Regions from separate parts of the Homo sapiens genome. Here region 1 is linked to region 2. Evidence: chromatin loops called from intact Hi-C (ENCODE). Cell type or tissue: mammary epithelial cell. All regions are shown on one strand. Each heading gives the region's core, and the rest is flanking DNA. Links, peaks and the distances in the headings are about the cores only.

What was found. A loop is a pair of places that touch in the nucleus more often than their neighbours do. Peaks named below come from ENCODE experiments on the same cell type or tissue, not always from the same donor. Only the 100,000 strongest peaks of a DNase experiment are listed, where the experiment ranks them.
Region 1: a loop joins it to region 2, with 2.1 times the contacts of the local background. A loop is called at or near these places in 5 of 110 quality-filtered maps.

The regions. Positions count from the first base shown.
Region 1 is chr6:44,010,790-44,013,695 of GRCh38, forward strand. All of the region lies in intron 1 of SCIRT (stem cell inhibitory RNA transcript), which reads right to left. Among named protein-coding and RNA genes, the nearest start is that of LINC03040, 12 kb to the left of the region's middle. RefSeq lists an enhancer at 1-642. In mammary epithelial cell, for the core only: no CTCF peak of the experiment used is centred there; DNase peaks (open chromatin) are centred at 192 and 1,492; H3K27ac peaks cover 1,673 bases.
Region 2 is chr6:43,922,409-43,925,314 of GRCh38, forward strand. All of the region lies in intron 1 of LINC01512 (long intergenic non-protein coding RNA 1512), which reads left to right. Among named protein-coding and RNA genes, the nearest start is that of LINC01512, 33 kb to the left of the region's middle. RefSeq lists an enhancer at 2,062-2,121. In mammary epithelial cell, for the core only: no CTCF peak of the experiment used is centred there; DNase peaks (open chromatin) are centred at 1,273 and 2,083; H3K27ac peaks cover 1,091 bases.

The sequences.
Region 1 (2,906 bases), core at 120-2,619, 88 kb after region 2:
TAGGGTGCAGTAGCACTAGGCAGGGACTAGGAAGAGCATGCAAGTCCCCTGGGCCCCCTAAGGCCAGCACCGGGTCAGACTTGTCTTCTCTCCATGTTCAGGGTCTGCCCTGTCTCCAGCAGCCCCACTGTGGCTGGTGACCTGTCAGTGACTCACAGCCAGCTGTGGGCACAGAGTGGAGAAAGTGGCCTCCAGCTGAGCTCATGCACTAGCAATTAGCCCTCTACACCTCCTCACCATGGAGAGCCTCCCAGCTTCCACGCACGCACGTCCCAGGCTGCCCTTTCCCAACCGCAGCGTGGCTCTTGTGCTTATTTTAGCCTGATGAAGCCTCTTGAAATGTCAGAGCTGCAACCAACCAAGCTAGGGACCATCCAGTTGAATCCTTTCATTCAACCAGGGAGAAAATGGGGATTCAGAGAGGGAGTGAGAGATGCGCTTCAGGTCACACAGCTAATTGGTTGTGCAGCCAGAAATGAACTGCAGGCTTCCGGAGCCCAGATCCAGCTGTCCTTAACTCTAGGGGGCAATGTGCTTCAGGTAGCCCCTCACCAGACTTCTGGAGCCACTGGAGCCAGCACACATGTGTTTGAATCCTTCTTGGCCACTTGTCAGCTGTGAGACTATGGGCAAGTTACTCAGCATCTCCAGGCTTCTGTTTCTCCACCTGTAAAATGAGGATAACAGAGGCATGTCCCTCCCAGGTTGGTGTGAGGAATGAATGAGTTCATATATCTGAACTGCTAAAAGCAGTGCCAAGCACATAGCACACACTCAAAACACATTAGCTGACATTGTGTAGTCACCAAGACTTGGTCTCTGGTGTGGAAAGTTTAAAAATTCAGTTTTATGTGTTTGTCCATGGGTGAGCAGATTCTGGGACACCAGCCATATAACCAGACTTCTGGAAAACTGGTGGTGCTACTGTGGGGACAGGTGTTGCTGTCAGAAAGATCCACAGTAGACACAGAAACTGCCTTCCACTTTGGCAGTCACCATCTGAGACCCACAGATTGCAGACATCGAGGCAAAGGCAGTTTGGAGATTCTCAGGGCTATTCAAGCTCGGTGAGCCTGAAGAAGTGCCCTTCTGAACTCAAGAACTGGGCCTCTGTTTGTTAATCTGAAAAATAGGGGAAATCATAGCCTTGGGCTCACTGGGTGGTTGCAGGCATTAGATCAGGTGGGACAGTACCTGAAATAATCCTTTCTAGCCTTCCTCCTCCCTCTTTCTTTGTCACGACCCCCATCATCTGCTTGAGGCCAGTTCTCTCGATTCAGAGCTGCCTCCCCACTGGGCCCAGTTGGATAAACACTGACAAATTCTTCCCCTTCCAAGTTCCTCTTTTCCCAGTCACCAAATCTCTGATACCTCACACCAGATGAGTTATGGTCCCAGAACATGTACAAGATTGGGGTGTTCTCATTCCAACCCTGGAGATCCTTGTTGAATGGATGACTCAGTGAATCAACAACTGCAACGATTCCCAGAACTTCCTGAAAACTCACTCTGAGCTCTTAACATTGGGCAACACTCTGGTTTCCCCCAGAGCCCCACCACAAACCACCTCTGAGGAGAGGCGGCTCTGCAGTTGCCTCATCACTCTTTGCTGCCCTTCATCATGCTCATTTACACGAGAACTTTCTCTGCCCTTACTTCTCCACCACCCAGTCTGGACAACCAGGTGTGTTTGCATTCTCCCCTGCAGGAGGGCAACACAACCGTTCTGCTGTCCATAACCACTGCTGGCATGCCTAGTGGTCAGTCTTGAGCCCTCTCCATCTGCCCAAGTCACAACTGTCCCCCTACCCACCCCACCCAACTTCCTATGATTGCCTGCATAGGACAACTGACTCTTCTTGCTTGCTATTCCAGCTCCACTAATAGCCCATGACCCCCTCTTAGCCCCAGCCAGCCCCACCTGTAGAGTCCTGCTACGAGTGAGCCATTCCTCCCCAGGGGCATCACCTACTCGCTGCATTCTGTTCTTCAGGACAGACTGGAGCTCCCCAGACGAGAAGGCCTAAAGGGCTGGGAGCGGTGGCTCACTCCTGTAATCCCAGCATTTTGGAGGCCAAGGCGGGTGGATCACCTGAGGTCAGGAGTTCAAGACCAGCCTGGCCAACATGGCGAAACCCCGTCTCTACCAAAAAAATACAAAAATTAGCCAGGTGTATTGGTGGCGCCTGTAGTCCCAGCTACTCGGGTGGCTGAGGCGGGAGAATTGCTTGAACCCAGGAGGTGGAGGTTGCAGTGAGCCGAGATCACGCCACTGTACTCCAGCCTGGGCGACACAGCGAGACTCCATCTCAAAAAAAAGAAGGCCTGAGCCATTTGAGAGTTCATGCCCCTTTGAAGGCTGGGAATCTGAACACTAGTTCTGCCCTCAGGAGCCAGGATATGGCCTGGGCATCATCTCCAGCTTGGTTCCAGCTTATTCCCCACCATTGGCCCGCTGTCCAGCCCTCTGCATGTTTCTGGGCCACCAGTGGTCCCTACACGCCAACCAGAGGATTCCAAGAGTATCTCACCTGGAAGATCCTAAGGAATCACCCAGTCTAGTGGAGATGGTCTCTAGAGTGTTTGAAAATGTTTTGGAGTCTTTTTCATTGTAATAGTGATTAGAGATGTTCTGGCATTGGGTGCCCCAGGCCGGGCATGCTAGATCCCACAATGGACAAGGCAGTTTGCATAGTGAAGCATTGCACCCCTATTCTCCTTGGAGAAACACCACTTCTAGTCCAAAGTACTTCTTGTACAGTTGTAGAAACTAAGAGCCAGGGAGGATAAGGTACTGGCCCAAGACTAAGCAGCAAATTTGTCTCATAGGTATTCTAATAATGAGGATCCAAGAGTTCTGTTTCTTGGTGATTTCAATGGTATCTAGCCTCAAAATCCACTAGCAG
Region 2 (2,906 bases), core at 202-2,701:
CCCCACCTTGCCATGCCCCACCACAGGTATGTTCCAAATCTGGGGATTCCTCAGCAGGCTCCTCAGTGCCCTCTGAGGAGTCTGAGGGGAACTACTGGGGCCACAGTGTCCCCTCCCCACCCCTTCTTGCCTCCCTGGCTAGGGCAGCCGGTGTTTGGAACTTGTCCATCATGTTTATGGTGATGGATGGACATAGGCTCCAGCACTGCTTCCAGTACTCGTCCTGGTGTCTGTTGCAGCAGCAGCCCCCAGCCAAGAGAAAATAACAAACAACCTTTTGGAGTCCTTACTAGGTACCAGGCACTGTTTTGTATACCTTATAAAAGGAGTGCTGTCATGAGCCCCTTTTACAGACAACAAAACTGAGGCGTGGTGAGTCTGCATAAGTCATCTAAGGACACACTATGAGTGAGGCGCAGGTCCAGACTTCACAAGGCAGCCTGCACTCCCAGCATCACGACTCTCCTCTCTCCCTGGCCAGGCCACGAGCGCTGCCTGCGCAGGGCTGGCCCATGGAGGGGGCAGGGCAACCAGCTGGGAGATGGAGTCCAGGAAGCAGAGGATGTCCGGGCATCTGTGGCACACTCCCACATACATGTGCCCCTGTGCATGCAGGCACATGGCACATACCTGGTGGGAATGGGCACCTCTCACACAAATATGCATGTGTGTGTACATCTCCTGTACCTGCCCCACCCACATGCGTGCACGTCCTATCTATCTAAGCGCCTGCACACATACATGAGCACGTGGATACATACGCATGTACGCCTATCCATGAGGTCACCCTATACATGTACATTCCCCAGGCACCTTCCCACACTCAGACACACAAACGTCCCACACTGCACACACCCAAACCCTTGTGTGGATGGAGCATGTCTTGCTACCTTGCTTACCAGGAGCATACTGCACTTCCTTTCCTTGACCCCCAAACTCGGGGTCAGTCCTAGGACAAGCAAAGCAGAGTGGGTGCTCTCTCATGATTACATGTATTCACTCAACCAGTATTTCCCGAGTGCCCACTGTATGCAGGGCCTTATGCTGGGTACTGTAGTGAAAGACTTAAATTGAGGCTCGGCCCAGCCCCTTAAGAGTGCCATGTGTGGGGCAGAGAGGGCCATGAGTCAGTGAGTACAGTCATCCCCACTGCCAAAAGTTGGCCTGGGGATGCAGGCTCCCAGCAGGCTCCAAGCTCCTCTCTGCTGATGGTGTACCCGCCTCTGGAGGCCCAGCTCCCTGCCTAGTTCTGGGTACCTGCAGACGTGGGCTCTCTTGCAGGTTTGAGGTCTGGGAGTGGCCCAGCCAGGGACTCTGGATGCCTTTGGGAGGGCTCCGGTCCCTTCCCCGACATACTCACCATGGAAGCAACCACGTAGTGTCCCTGGGCAGCCGGGTGGGTGTGAGTCACCGGGCAGGCCAAACCCCAAATGCCTGCCATCCCTTTGGATCATTGTGTATTTATTAAGCACTCCCTGTATACCCAGCACCTGCCAACATAGCAGTGTCCAGGCCTGGCTTGTCCACACTCCCACACAGAGGGGAACAGCCCAAGCCTTCTTGCTGCGCAGCCCCTCTGCCAGCCCTGCCATGCTCCACACAATGGGTTACATGGGCCTTGCCCAGGCGGGGAGGGGGCCAGACCTTTTGTATGGCGCCTTCTACTACCCAAATGCCATGCCACAAACCCTTAAACTGGGAGCTGGGTAAATGACCCTGGCCAAGAATGGCTTCATGGACACGAAACCTGAACGGCCCACACTTAGAAAGACCCTGTGCTTGGCTTAACACTCTGCTGTTGCCGTCTTGAAATTCTTAACAGTTTTTGAACAAGGGCCCCACAAATTATGTAGCTGGTTCTGCCACTGGCTGAGGCTTTCTGTGGGTGATTGGCACAGCCCTGCCCCCACCCCACTTCCTGCCGCCTGCATGCCCCTCCGCAGCCCTGCCTCTGCCAGCTCGGCCTCCTGCCCTGGGCTGGCCCAGACTGCTGAGATGTGGGCGGCTGTGGTTTCCCAGAGCCCGCAGTGCAGCCGCAGTGTTTGAAGATGCTCTTCAGTGGTGTCTTCAGACGGTGTTCCTTCTGTCGCCCAGCCTGTGGTCGCCCTGGCCGGCTCCCACCCCGTGGTCACCTGCCTGCTGTTGCCAGAGCATGAGAAGCCCGGGAAGGAGGACTTCAGCTTATACTCAGCTTCTGGCTTAGAGCCCACATATAGACTGCTCATCCCAGCCCCATCCTAAGGCACATCATTGCTAAGCTCTCTGAACCTCAGTTGCCTCAGCTGTAACATGGGGATTCAGAAGTCCTCCCAGCAGTGTTGGTGGGAGGATTCCTGGTAACATATAGGAAGCACCTGGTAACAAGCCTGGCACAGAGTGGGTGCCTGGAGAGCATTTAGTTTTAGCTGCTCGTTAATTCACCATTTACTGAGTGCCTACTAGAAGCCGAGCCAGAAAAGATAGCTTTTACTGAAGGAGCTCACAGTCTCGGCGGGGCAGGGGGTCAGTGGGGGTGGCTGTAAGCAGAAGCGTAAGAAGCTCAACTGGAATGGAGTGCAAGCCCAAGTGGGGAAACCAAGGCCCAGGGAGGGGATGTGACTTGCCTACACCAGGACCCAGGAGTCTTGTTTCTCTGCCCACCGGACGCCCCATACACAAACTCTGCCATGTCCCGGGATTGTGGTTAACACCGTGTGCTGTGTTAACAGGTCCAGGCTCAGTCTTCAGGGCACGAGTTGGGGTCTTCTTGATGGGTTGTGGCACCCACTGTTTGGACATCATGCATGCTTCTTCTTATTATTGTGTATTTATTTATTTGTTTATTTGTTTCTTGATCCAGGGTCTTGCTCTGTCGCCCAGGCTGGAGTGCAGTGGCACCATCTCGACTTACTGCAACCTCTGCCTCC